2 separate regions of the Homo sapiens genome follow, and region 2 is linked to region 1. Evidence: chromatin contacts called from ENCODE POLR2A ChIA-PET data. All regions are on one chromosome and are shown on one strand. Each heading gives the region's core, a stretch centred on a gene start or an enhancer-like site at or near the end of the contact. The rest is flanking DNA. Distances are from core to core; before and after follow the strand shown.

Region 1 (7,145 bases), core at 2,972-5,471:
ATCTTGGCTTACTGCAACCTCCGTCTCCTGGGTTCAAGCGATTCTCCTCCTTCAACCTCCCAAGCAGCTGGGATGACAGGTGGGCACCACCACGCCCAGCTAATTTTTGTATTTTTAGTAGAGACAGGGTTTTGCCATGTTGGCCAGGCTGGTCTCAGACTCCTGGCCTCAAGTGATCCACCCACCTTGGCCTCCCAAACTGCTGGCATTGTAGGCATGAGCTACCATGCCCAGCCATAAGTCAAATAACTTTTGTTATAATTTATAATTAAAATAATTACAACAGTCAAATGCAAAATTACAACTCTACATTAGAGAGCTAGAAGGTAAAAACAGCTATGAGAGCCTATAAAGCAAGTTAATGGAAAAGGTCAGGAAAGGCTTCCCTGAGGAAGCCGTCATGAAACTTCTCCTTCACCTGAGCTCTGGAGTCTTGAGAAGGGATGAGATAGGGGGTTTATGCAACCATGCAAACTGGCAGCTTTATCAATCAAGGTCTCTACGGCTCCACACTGCTGCTACAATCATCCTCCGGGCCTTGGTCCCTTCACCCCTCCCTCTTCCACATCACAGACATTCCAAATCTTGACACTGCCCTCAAGCCCATCTCCCATCCAACCTGCCTCATTCCATGCCAACACCCTGAGAAAACTGAGCTACTGCCAATAACTCCCACCATCCCAGCAATGATTCCCATCTCCCCTTTGCTTCCTCAGAAAGGGTATCTCCTTCCTACCCAAGTTTAATCCCCCATGTGCTCCCTAAATCTGATCGCTCTCCTCGATCCTCAGGACCTTTCTTTATCATCAACCACCCCATCTCCGAACTCCAGTCTCTCTTTCACCTGGGTCCTGCTAGTCAGCATACGAGCCAGTTTAAGTCTCTTATCTATTAAAGCATCCCACTTCCACATCACATCTGAAATCCTCAGCCCCGCCATCTCTAGCTACCATACACCACTGTCTCACCTGCCATTCCCTCTTCTGTCCCCACCATCCCCTTGAAACTCCTCTCACCTATGACCCTCTAGTTGCCAAGTCCAATGGACTCCTGCCAGTGGTTCTCCTCCTAGACCTCTGACACCACATTGCACTGTTGTCCATCCCTTCTCTTACTCCAGCAACCACAATACCATCCTCTGATTCTGGTTCTCTGTCTCTTTCACGTGCTTCCCTGCATCCTTTCCCAATCTTTTCTTTTTCTTTTTAAAGAAATAGGGTCTCTGTCACTCAGCCTGGAGCGCAGTGGCACAATCCTAGCTCATCACAGCCTCAAACTCCTGAACTCAAACTCCTGAAACTCCTGAACTCAAGTGATCTTCCCACCTCAGCCTCGAGAGTAGCTAGGACTACAGGTGCTTACCACCATGCCTGGCTACATTTTAAACTTTCTGTAGAGATGGGGTATCACTATGTTGCCAGGCCTGGTCTCAAACTCCTGGGCTCAAGTGATCCTCCTGACAGCCTCCCTAGTACCTGGGACCACAAGTGTGTGCCATCACACCTGGCTATAAATTTTTAAGTTTTTTGGAGAGATGGGCCTTGCTATGTTGCCAGGGCTACGTTGTCTTGCACTCCCAGGCTCAAGCGACCCACCTGCCTCTGCCTCCAGAGTAGCTAGGACCAGAGGTGTCCATACTTGGGAGGCTGAGGCAGGAGGATCCCCTTGAGCCTAGGAGGTTCAGGCTGCAAAGAGCCGAGATTGTGCCACTGTACTCCAGCCTGGACAACAGAGCAAGACCCTGTCTCAAAAAAAAAAAAAAAAAAACAACCAGCCAGGTCTGGTGGCTCATGCCTGTAATCCCAGCACTTTGGGAGGCTGAGGCGGGCAGATCATGAGGTCAGTTCAAGATCAGTCTGGCCAATATGGTGAAACCCCATCTCTACTAAAAATACAAAAATTATCTGGGTGTGGTGGCACACAACTGTAGTCCCAGCCACTCAGGAGGCTGAGGCAGAAGAATCGCTGGAACCCAGGAGGTGAAGGTTGCAGTGAGCCAAGATCGTGCCACTGCACTCCAGCCTGGGTGACAGAGGACAGTCCGTCTCAAAAAACAAACAACAACAACAAAAAACAACCAAAGAAAAAAAATTATGAGTAATAGAGAAGACAGGCAATTAAGCCAACGCAGTAAACCCTGAGAGCACTCTGATAGGGGATACAAATGGAGTGTGGCAGGAGACCTCCTGGTTTAAGCTAGTGTAAAGAAAATGTTCCAGAAAAGTAGTATCTTACTTCAAAAGATTTAAATAAAGCCTGTATTTGTTTGTAGCATACTGGACCCAGAAAATGCAAGAGAAGGTTTCGATCTTTTATTTTCTTGGTCAGATTCTCCTTTTAAGCTTGTATCAGTCAACAGATTTGTCAAACAGACAAAGTACATAAACACAGTATATTTCTCTACGAGAAATACAAATAATTATGAGCCCAAGCCTCGCCCTCTCCTCCAAGAGTTCACTGACAATAGTATCAGCCACTCACCAGATGCTATGCAAGTCAGCTGAAAAGGATGGCTATAGTATATACCACATCTTGCTAGTTCAACCTGGTGGCTACAAAATTATATCCCACTTGCCAAGAGACAGCCCCCAAGTTTCCACAGTGGTAACCTTTTCTTCCATAAGCAACCTGAACCCTCTAACCTTGGTTTCAATCACACCATATTCTAGCCAACCTAAATCTTTTGCTCCTCAAGACCTCCAACCCAGCATGACTATAGCTGGCTGGGGAATTTCCATTTCCATTTCACTTAAACTGTTGATCTGCAAATATTTATGCATTAAGCATTTTGGCAGATTAGGAGGTGCCTCTTTTAAGAGTTAAAAGGGCAATCTAGGCTGGGTGTGGTGTTTCACACCTGTAATCCCAGCACTTTGTGGGTCCCAGGCAGGAGGATCTCTAAAGCCCATGAGTTTGAGACCAGCCTGGGCAACATGGTGAAACCCCGTCTCTACAAAAAAATACAAAAATGAGCCAGGGGTGGTAGTGGGCACCGGTAGTCCCAGCTACTCAGGAGGCTGAGGCAGAAGGCTCGCTTGAGCCTGGTAGGACGTAGAGGTTGTGGTGAGCTGAGATCGCACCACTGACTCCAGCCTGGGTGACAGAGAGAGACCCTGTCTTAAAAAAAAAAAAGAGAGAAAAAGAAAAAGAAAAAAAAATGACTGCAAAGTTGCTGATTCCTCTATCTAAGCCTTCAAATGGAGGAGATCCTGAAAGCTCTGTTTCAGCCATCTTCCCCCTCTCTGCTCTCTAGGAAACCATACACATTTCCTTAAATATCAGTTATACACATAAATTCCAAAATCTACAGCAACAGCCCCAGTCTCTCTACAGAATTCCTGATTCAAATATGTAGCAGCTGCCTGGACAATGACACAAGATATAAACTACCAAGGTAATGAGCAGAGAAGAAGCTAGATAAAAGGAGGGCTTTAGCATGATTTGGGGCTCTTAGTCACAAAATTACAGATGCTCCCCCACCCGGCAGCTTTTGTCGGGGGAAACCCAAAGGATCACTAATGCACTCAGGCAGCTTATGAGCACTTACCAGCGCTACTTCAATTGCCATACCATTTCACAGTATAATGGAGGAGTGCTTATGGCTGAGACATTACCAGCCCGTGGGGAATACTGTCTGCTTACAAACAGCAATGCAAATGTGTCCTTGAAGTGTCACCAAGCTGTACAGTTCTTACAAGAAAAAGTACAACATTATTCTGAGCAAAATGGAGAGAGAATTTACAGTGTGCAGGTTCTAGGGCCAGACTGACTGGGATCAAGCCCAGCCCCACTACTGCCTAGTTTTGATACACCTTAGGCAGGTGACTCATTCTCTTCACCTGCAAGGATGTTGTAAACACTGAAAGTACTAATACATGTAATAACCTTAGAATACAACCTGCTCTGCAGTAGGTGGTCAAAATATATTAGCTATTATTACAATTCTTAGAAAGGCAACCCGGGGTAGTCAGTCCTGTGTTGCAAGATTCTCCCTGCACACTGATAGCCCAGAGCTCGCATTCCAGAGTCTCACTGACTGGGTTTGACCCCAGCTTACCCATTTACTAGCTGTGTGACCTTGGGCAAGTTACTTACTTCCTCTCTGTGCTTCAGTCTTCTCACATGGAAAATGAGACTAATGATACTATCTTAGAGCAGGTGTCCCCGACCTCCAGGCCGTGGACGGGTACTAGTTTGTGGCATGTTAGGAACTGGGCCACACCCAGCAGGAGGTGAGCTGCGGGCGAGTCAGCATGACCACCTGAGCTCCGCCTCCTGTGAGATCAGCAGCAGCATTAGATTCTCACAGGAGCGTGAACCCTCCTGTGAACCGCGCATGCGAGGGATCTAGGTTGCATGCTCCTTATGAGACTCCAGTGCCTGATGATCTGAGGTGGAACAGTTTCATCCTGAAACTACTCCCTTCCCTACCCCATCTATGGACAAACTGTCTTCCACGAAACCAGTCTCTGGTGCCAAAAAGATTGGGGACCACTGTCAGAGAAGTACGTGTAAAGTCATTAGGATAGGTTAAATCACTCGGAACAGTGTCTGGTTTAGTAAGGCTTACCGCTGCTGCTACTCCTCTGCCTACTTATTCTTCATCAAGTGACCAGTTTTCAGCCGTGGTTTTTTCTTTGTCCCCTTCCAACTTTCATTTGAAAAGCAAGCCTAGAAATTTAATTAGCCGGGCATGGTGGCGCATGCCTGTAGTCCCAGAGATGATGCCACTGCATTCCAGCCTGGGTGACAGAGCAAGACTCTGTCTCAAAAAAGGAGAGGAGAGAGGAGAGGAGAGCAAACCTAGAAATTTAAATAATAGATAAAACCTAGAGTTTCACCAAAAAAGCTACGCTAAGTATCAGTGAAGAATGCCAGAAACTTCCAATTTTCTCATATTTCTTTCCAAATAATACCTATCTGTTCTCCATGAGTGCAGTCTATGATCAGACTTTCAATAAGTATTCTTTCTGATAGTTCATCACTCTTGAGTTAACAAAACATGCTTAAGACAAAAAAATCTTCATTCATTACAAATAGCCTAAAATAAAGAGTGCAATGTCTACTGCAAAAAAGTAGTTAATCAGCAAATTACCTCTTCAGAAGTTATATGGCACAGTCAGAAGAGAAACCAAGAATGATTTTTAGAACACTCTTCCTTCTAGGTCAGGAGTTGGCATACTTTCCGTACAGGGCCACATAGCAAATATTTTAGGCTTTGGGAGCCATACAGTCTCTGGGGCACTACTCAACTCTGCCAGTTGGAACACAAAAGTACAAATTAATGAATGTGGCTGTTTCCCTAAAAATACTTTATTTATGAACACTGAAAATGGAATTTCATATAATTTTCACATCATGATACATTGTTTTGATTTTTCTTCAACCAGGTTAAAATATTTAAAATATAGTTAATATTTATAAGTTATTTTTATATGTTACATCTATAACATATAAATAAATTCTTAGCTTAAGGACTGCATAAAAACAAGTCGACAGGTCTCAGGTCAGATTTGGCTGAGAGGCCATACAAGCCCTGTCCCCCTGCTGGTGATTTTAAAGAATTAGAACGTTAAAATGACAGCCAGAGCCAAATGAAAAGGGAAGAAAGCAGTTTATCTATCTGGAACACCTAGAATTCTGTAACCTCTCACTTCTTACCAAACTCTAATCCACAACAGCAGCCACTGCATCTTCAAGATATGCCTGTCTCCAAGCTTACCTCCTCACCCTCAGAAACAGGCTCACAGTAATGCCTCCCACCCCTAGACAAACATCTCTTCTCCACAGTTATGCTCTTGACTGCGCAGTCTATCATACACTTTGCCTTCTCCACCCATTTCTTAAGAGTCCTCTTTGGTCACTACTTCCTGCCTTACCTCCCTAACCTTCTGAAACTTGGCTTCAACCCACATCACTCTACTAAATAGTCACAATGATCAAATCACCCACTTTGATGACCTTTTCCTTATTCTTCAAGCTCCTCAACCTCTCTGTAGCCTCCGACTCTCAACCACCCCATTCTTAAAACTCTTGTTTTGGCTTCCTAACTCTGTACTCTAGCTTTCTTCCTAACCTTGTTACAGACCCTTCACCTCCTATTCTGACTACCCACTTTCTAAAACGGCACAGTGCTGCAAGGTGCAGACCTACATCTGAACTTTTTCTAAATTTTCTTCCCTGAACATGGTCTCATGCATACCCATACTTTACTGTCACTGCTATAAAAATGGACCCAAATCTCTCTTTCCTTCAACAGCTCCTGCTGAAAGAATGACTGACTGCTACTATAAACTCGACAAGTCCAAAATCAAACTTCATATCTTCCTCAAATCAAAGTCTTCTTCCTACTTCATTTCATGTTATCAAAGCTCTAGGTTACCAATGTACGGGCTATGATAATGCATTTTTAATAGTATACCAAACATACAAAATATTTAGAGATAAACTTAACAAAATGTGCAATGCATGCACACTGAAACTATAAAAACACTGCTGACAGAAATGAAAGGCAACCTAAATAAACAGAGAGTTATATACTACGCTCATGGATTGGAAGGCTCAATAGCTCAATATTGTTAAGATGTCAGGTCTCTCCAAATTGGTCTATAGATCCAATACCTTCCCAATAAAAATCCCAGCAAACTGTGTTTGTAGAATTTGAAAGAATGATTCTAATTTTTTTTTCTTAGAAACAGGGTCTCCCTCTGTCACCCAGGCTGGGGTGCAGTGTCCTGATCATAACTCACTGCAGCCTCGAACTCCTAGGCTCAAACAGCTAGAACTACAGGTGAGCACCACCACATCTGGCCAATTTTTTTGTAGAGACAGGGTCTCAGTATGGCGCCCAAGCTGGTCTTGAACTCCTGGCCTCAAGGGATCCTCCCACTTTGGTCTTTTAAACTGCTGGGATTACATGCATGCATAACCACAGACAGCTGATTCTAAAATTTGGGTGGAAATGCAAAGTTCCTAGAATAGCCAAAAAAATTCTGGGCAGGGGAAAGAAAAAGGTTTAGCATTTACCTGACTCAAGGCTGTGTATAAAGCTACAGTAAATAGGACAGCATCAAACTGGCATCAAGATAGATATCCAGAGCAATGGAAAATAACAGAATCCAGGAATAGACTTTGACTTATACAAA
Region 2 (7,145 bases), core at 4,307-6,806, 670 kb after region 1:
CACGATCTCAGCTCACTGCAATCTCTGCCTCCTGGGTTCAAGCAATTCTCCTGCTTCAGCCTCCGGAGTAGGTGAGACTACAGGCATGTGCCACTATGACCGGCTAATTTTTGCATTTTTAGTAGAGATGGGGTTTCACTATGTTGGCCAGGCTGGTCTCGAACTCCTGACCTCAGGTGATCCACCCACCTCGGCCTCCCAAAGTGCTAGATTACAGATGTAAGCCACCGTGCCAGGCCTAATTTTTGTATTTTTATTTATTTAGACAGAGTCTCGCTCCATCACCCAGGCTGGAGTGCAAGTGGCGAGATCTCTGCTCACTGCAACCCCTGCCTCCCAGGTTCAAGGGGTTCTTGTGCCTCAGCCTCCTGAGCATAGCTGGGATTACAGACATGCACCACCACACCAGGCTAATTTTTAAAAATATTTTTCAGTAGAGACAGGGTTTTGCTGTGTTACCCAGACTCGTCTTGAACTCCTGTCCTCAAGTGATCCACCCGCCTCCGCTTCCCAAAGTGCTGGGATTACAGGAGTGAGCCACTGCACCCAGCCTATTTTTGTTGTTGTTGCTTCTCGGAGAACAGAGCTAACCCATAGACAATGTGCTCAGAGTCAGCTAAATCACTTTTTTTTTAAAGGAAAGTTTTTCTGTCATCATGACAGGAATTAATTCCAGCAAGAATTATCAGTGGATAGCCAGGCACGGCGGCTCACATCTGTAATCCCAGCACTTTGGGAGGCCGAGGCAGGCGGATCACGAGGTCAGGAGTTCGAGACCAGCCTGGCCAACATGGTGAAACCCCGTCTCTACTAAAAATACAAAAATTAGCTGGATGTGGTGGCGCGTGCCTGTAATTCCAGCTACTCAGTAGGCTGAGGCAGGAGAACTGCTTGAACCGGGACCAGGGAGGCAGAGGTTGTGGTGAGCCACGATCAACGATCACGCCATTGCACTCCAGCCTAGGCAACAAGAGTGAAACTCTGTCTCAAAAAAAAAAAAAATTATCAGTGGATGCTGCAGGATATAGGCCAGAGATTGAGAAGGAACAAGATATTTACATAGTATCAAAGTATCTCTCCACGAAAGTGCTCCTTAGTTACAAAGTAAAAAAACAGAATCTCCACAGTGGAGAAACATGGCGGATGCCACCTTAACCAAAGGATCAAAGTTAACATCCCCATTAAGGGTGAAATTGATATAATGTGTTTCCTGATAGGACCCACCAAGAAAGATCGCTGGTGTAATATTCCTGCCAGAAAAACATAACCCAAATACAACCTTGTGGAAACATCTGACAAATTGAGGGAAACTCTACATAATTACTGGACTATAATTTTCAAAAATGTCAAATTTATGAAAAATAAAGACAGGTTAAGGAACTAAAGCAAATTAAAGTGATATGGCCCTGGATTGGATTCTGGACAGGAAAGAAAAAAAGCAAAAAACAACAACCGTCAAGGACATTTTAGGACAATTGGCTAAATGGGATTATGGACTGTAGATTGGATGTGAGTATTGTATCAATGTTATATTTCCTAAAATTAATAACTGCACTGTAGTATATAAGGAAATGTCTTTGTTTTAGGAAACACATACTGAAATATTTAGTGGTAAAGAAACATAATGTCTTCAGCTTGTTCTCAAATGGTTCCAGAAAAAAACACTCAAGAGGGAGAAAGACAATATGATCAAGCAAATGAGACAAAATGTTAACACATGGTGAATCTGGGAAGAGGGCATGCAGTTCTTTGTACTATTCTGGTATTTTTTTCTGTAAGTTTTAAATTATATAAAAATAAAATCTTAGCAAAAATGCTAATGTCTGGGACTCACATCGCCCCCCAGTTTCTTATTTTAATTTATTAATTCATTATTTTATTTTATTTTATTATTTATTTATTTTGAGGCAGTTGTCTTGCTCTGTCACCCAGACTGGACTGCAGTGGTGCAATCTCAGCTCACTGCAACCTCCGCCTCCCGGGCTCAAGTGATCCTCCCACCTCAGCCTCCCGAGTAGGTGGGACCACAGGCACCTGCTACCATACCTGGCTGATTTATTTTTGTTTTCATTTTTAGCAGAGATGAGGTCTTACTATGTTGCCCAGGCTGGTCTCAAGCCTCTGCAGTCAAGCAATCCTGTCTCAGCCCCCAAAGTGCTGGGATTACATCTATGAGCCACTGAGCCTGGCTATTATTTATAATGGGGGAAAAAAGTGGAAACAAGGCAAATGATCATAAACAGCAGAAAGGAAAACTGCCTTTTACTCATTAAATACAATAAAGCATTGCGAATGAATGAATTATAGCTGTGGGTACATCAATATGAATATGTCTTAGAAATATAATGTCTGGCCGGGTGCAGTGGCTCACACCTGTAATCCCAGCATTTCTAGAAGCTGAGGTGGGTGGATCACTTGAGGTTAGGAGTTTGAGACCAGCCTCGCCAACGTAGTGAAACCCCGTCTCTAGTAAAACACAAAAAAATTAGCTGGGCATGGTTGGGCGCGCCAGTTACTGGGGAGGCTGAGACAGGAGAATCGCTTGAACCCAAGAAGCTGAGGTTGCAGCGAGCCAAGATCACACCATTGCACTCCAGCCTAGGCAACTAATGTTAACTCAAAAGTGTTTAGGACACTGGGGAAAAAAATATCGTATTAAATGGTTGCTGCTCTTAGAAGTAGGCCCATCCTGCAGGTAGAGACCAAGTGGAATTGCCTCCTGGTGCCCTGTTCAGATTTGGTGTGGCCCTTCAGGCAAACAGGAAAGCCTGCCTGGAGAAGCCCCAGAGAGATGCCTGGGGTCTGGCTGCAAAGGAACCAAGGGTCTGGTGCTTTCCCATTTGCTAGTGAGAGGCAGGGTCTTGCTCATGATGTGGGAGGTCTGGAGCATAGGAAAAGGCCTTCGGGTGCTGAGCAGCTGAAAGGAGTGACAGATGTCATCCCAGAATCCCAGAAGACATGAGACTCACAAAGCAACAGTAAGCAAGGAAAGCAGCTAATGCATTGGTAAGTCTAAGAAAGCTCTAACTGATGTTTTAAAATGGAAGCAGTTGTGGGAGAATCAAGCCCAGGAGTTTAAGATCTGCCTGGATAACCTAGTGAGACCTCATCTCTACTAAAATTTTTTTTTTTTCTGAGATGGAGTCTCGCTCTTGTCACCCAGGCTAGAGTGCAATGGCACGATCTCGGCTCACTGCAACCTCCGCCTTCTGGGTTCAAGCGATTCTCCTGCCTCAGCCTCCCCAGTAGCTGGGATTACAGGCGCCTGCCACCACACCTGGCTAATTTTTGTATTTTTAGTAGAGATGGGGTTTCACCATGTTTGTCACGCTGGTCTCGAACTCCTGACCTCCCGTGATCTGCCTGCTTTAGCCTCCCAATGTGCTGGGATTACAGGCGTAAGCCACCCTGCCTGGCCTAAAAATTTTTAAATTAGCTGGATGTGGTGGTGGGCACCTCTAGTCCCAGATACTTAGGAAGCTGAGTTGGGAGGATTGCTTGATCCCAGGAGTTAGAGGTTGCAGTGAACTATGATCGCACCACTGCACTCCAGCCTGGGTGACAGAACGAGACCCTGTCTCAAAAAATAAATAAATAAGTAAACAAATACATAAAATACAATGGAAGTAGTAATCTATAATTTAAATTCTCGGTGATATCTCATGAAAGATGAAGGGGTAGGGATAGAAAACGAAACACATTCTAAGAACCTTGTCTTGTTTTGGGGGCAATCAATAGTTATTAATTCTAGATTTTGATAGAAAGTTACATTTAAATGTTATGTTAAAAATCAATGATTGCTAGCTGGGCATGGTGGCTTACACTTGTAATCCCAGCACTTTAAGAGGCCGAGGAGGGTGGATCACCTGAGGTCAGGAGTTCAGGGGCAGCTTGGCCAACATGGTGAAACCCTATCTCTACTAAAAATACAAAAATTACCCAGGCATGGTGGCACACACCTGTAGTCCCAGCTACTCGGGAGGCTGAGGCAGGAGAATCGCTTGAACCTGGGAGGAGGAGGTTGCAGTGAGCTGAGATTGCACCACTGCACACCAGCCTGGGCAAAGAGCGAGACTCTGTCTCAAAAATAAATAAATAAATAAATAAATAAATAAATAAAATAATTCTGCTACATGCTGTTTGCAAGAGACAACAAAAACAAGTTGGTAAAAAGCTGGAAAATTCCAGGCATGGTGGCTCATGCCTGTAATCCCAGCACTTTGGGAGGCCCAGGCAGGTGGATCACCTGAGGTTAGGAATTCGCGACCATCCTGGCCATCATGGTGAAACCCCATCTCTACTAAAAATACCAAAAAATTAGCCGGGCACCTGTAATCCCAGCTACTCAGGAGGCTGAAGCAGGAGAATCACCTGAACCCCGGGAGGCAGAGGTTGTGGTGAGCCGAGATCGTGCCATTGCACTCCAGCCTGGGTAACAAGAGTGAAACTCCGTCTCAAAAAAAAAAAAAAAAAAAAAAATCTGGAAAATAAGAGAATAAATTATGGCATAAAAATACTAATATAAAGAAAACAAATATAGCAATATTAATGCCAAACAAAAGAATTCAAAACAGAAAGCATTAAAAGGGACCAAGGGGGATATTTCATCTTTATAAAAGGTATAATATACCAAGAAGCTATCATGGTTGTAGCGGGCTGAATGATGGCCCCCCTCAAAAGATACATCCATATCCTAATCCCTGACATCTGTGAATGTTACCTTATTTGGAAAAAGGAACTTTGAGATGTAAATGAATTAAGGACCTGAGATAAGGAGATGATTCTAGATTATCCAAGAGGGCCCGAAAATCAATGACAAGTGTCCTTATAAGAGACAGGAGAGGAGAAGACACAGACACACAGAAGCGAAAGTGATATAAAGACACTAGCAGAGATTAGAATGATAAAGCTCCAAAAGCAAGGAAAGCGTTGGAATGCTGGCAGCTGCCAGACACTGGAAAAGGCAGGGGAGCATTCTCTCCTAGAGCCTCCGGGGGAAGTGTGGCCATGGGGACACCTCGATTTCAGACTTCTGGCCTCCAGAACTGTGAGAGGATACATTTTATTTTCGCAAGCCACTCGATTTGTGGTAATATGTTACAGCAGCCAGCAAGTTGACTAGCTAATAGTCATAGGCATTTGTCTATCTAAAAACATAGCTTTAAAATAAAGTAAAATTGTATGGAAATAAAGAATAAAGTGAACAATCCACAATTGGGGTGCTTGATTTTAACATACCTCGCCCAGAAATGGACAGATCAAGTACACAAAAAATAAGAAAAAGTATACAGGATTTGAGAGTATATATTATCTCAACAGGGAATACATATTATTTTAAAATGCACATAGAACATAAAGAGAATAACAAATTCCAGAGGCCGGGCTTGGTGGCTCGCTAATGTAATCCCAGCATTTTGAGAGGCCAAGGCAAGAGTGTTCCAGACCAGCCTGGGCAATATGGCGAAACCCCATTTCCACTAAAAATACAAAAATCAGCTTGGTGTGGTGGTATGTGCCTGCAGTCCCAGCTACTGGGCAGGCTGAGGTGGGAGGATTGCTCAAGCCTGGTAGGCGGAGGTTGTAGTGAGCCGTGATTGCACCACTGCACTCTAGCCTGGGTGACAGAGACAGATCCTGTCTCAAAAAAAAAAAAATTCCAGAAAGTGAAAATCATGGGTACTAGTCAGGGCACTCTACAAAAACAGAACCATAACCAGACATGGTAGCACGCGCCTGTAGTCCCAGCTACCCGGGTGGCTGAGGCAGGAGGATGGCTTGAGCCCAGGAGGTTGCAGTGAACCATGATCACGCCACTACACTCCACCCTGGGCAACAGAGTGAGACCCAATACAACCAATAGGATGTATACATACACACACAAACACACACAAACACACGACAAATATTTATTTTAAGGAATTGGCTGACATGATTCATGATTATGTGCGCTAGCAAGTCCAAAACCTTGACTAGGGAGTCAGCAAGCTAGAGACCAAGGGAACAGTTTACGTAATCCTGGGTCCAGAGGTAGTCAGTCTGGAGGCAGAATTCCTTCCTTCTCAAGGGAACCTCAGCCTTTCCTCCTAAGCCATTCAACTGGTTGGATGAGGCCCACCCACATTATGAAAGATAATCTGCTTTACTCCAAGCATACTGATTTAAAGGTTAATCACATCTGAAAATACCTTCACAGCAACATCTAGAATAGTGGGTTGTTTTTTCATTTTTCATTTTTGTTTTCTTTTCTTTTCTGTTTTTTGAGACAGACTCTTGCTCTGTTGCCCTGGCTGGAGAACAGTGGTGCAATCTCAGCTCACTGCAACCTCTACCTCCCAGGTTCAATCGATTCTCCTGCCTCAGCCTCCTGAATAGCTGAGATTACAGGAACCTGCCACCGTGTTTAGCTTTTGTGTTTTATGTATAATATCCAGGGTTTTGTTGTATTTAGCAGGTGGAATAGGTAAAAGAAAGTGTACTCCATCTTCCCATAAGCAGAAGTCTCTCAGATGGATTTTTTTTTAATATAAACTTTTTTTCTTTCTTTTTTTTTTTTAGAGGTGGGATCTTGCTCTGTTGCCCAGGCTGGTCTGGGATTCCTGGGCTCAAGCCGTCCTCCCACCATACCTGGCCTATTGTAAACTTTAAAATGTATTGCAGTTTACAATAAACATCCAAGGTATGATGTGATGGATAATTTTATGTGTCAACTTGGCCAGACTAATAGTAGTAGTCAGTTGTTTGGTCAAACACTAGTCTAGGCCAGTCGCAGTGGCTCACGCCTGTAATCCCAGCACTTGGGGAGGCAGGCGGATCACTTGAGGTCAGGAGTTCAAGACTAGCCTGGCCAACATGAGGAAACCCAATCTCTACCAAAAATACAAAAATTACCCAGGTGTAGTGGTGCACACCTGTAGTCCCAGCTACTTGGGAGGCTGAGGTGTTTGGATCACTTGAGCCCAGGAGGCGGAGGCTGCAGTGAGCTGTGATCACACCACTGCATTCCAACCTGGGTGAGAAAGCAAGACTCTGTCTCAAAAAAAAAAAAAAAAAAAAAAAACTACACGGAGCCAGGTGTGGTGGCTCACACTTGTAATCCCAGCACTTTGGGAAGCCGAGGCGGGTGGATCATTTGAGGTCAGGAGTTC

The links. ChIA-PET counts read pairs that join two places held with the same protein, here RNA polymerase II (POLR2A).
Region 2: POLR2A ChIA-PET joins it to region 1 with 12 read pairs in PC-9. The contact joins two enhancer-like sites. POLR2A ChIA-PET finds 5 or more read pairs at or near these places in 3 of 52 experiments (PC-9, activated CD4-positive, alpha-beta memory T cell and activated T-cell).

Annotation. Positions count from the first base shown.
Region 1 is chr17:4,243,995-4,251,139 of GRCh38, forward strand. The region is part of intron 1 of ANKFY1 (ankyrin repeat and FYVE domain containing 1); the gene reads right to left. Among named protein-coding and RNA genes, the nearest start is that of ANKFY1, 16 kb to the right of the region's middle. Within about 2 kb of position 4,222, at least 12 of the 41 ENCODE cell types and tissues checked have a DNase peak (open chromatin) inside an H3K27ac peak, as active enhancers do.
Region 2 is chr17:4,914,900-4,922,044 of GRCh38, forward strand. No RefSeq gene overlaps it. Among named protein-coding and RNA genes, the nearest start is that of GP1BA, 14 kb to the right of the region's middle. Within about 2 kb of position 5,557, at least 4 of the 41 ENCODE cell types and tissues checked have a DNase peak (open chromatin) inside an H3K27ac peak, as active enhancers do.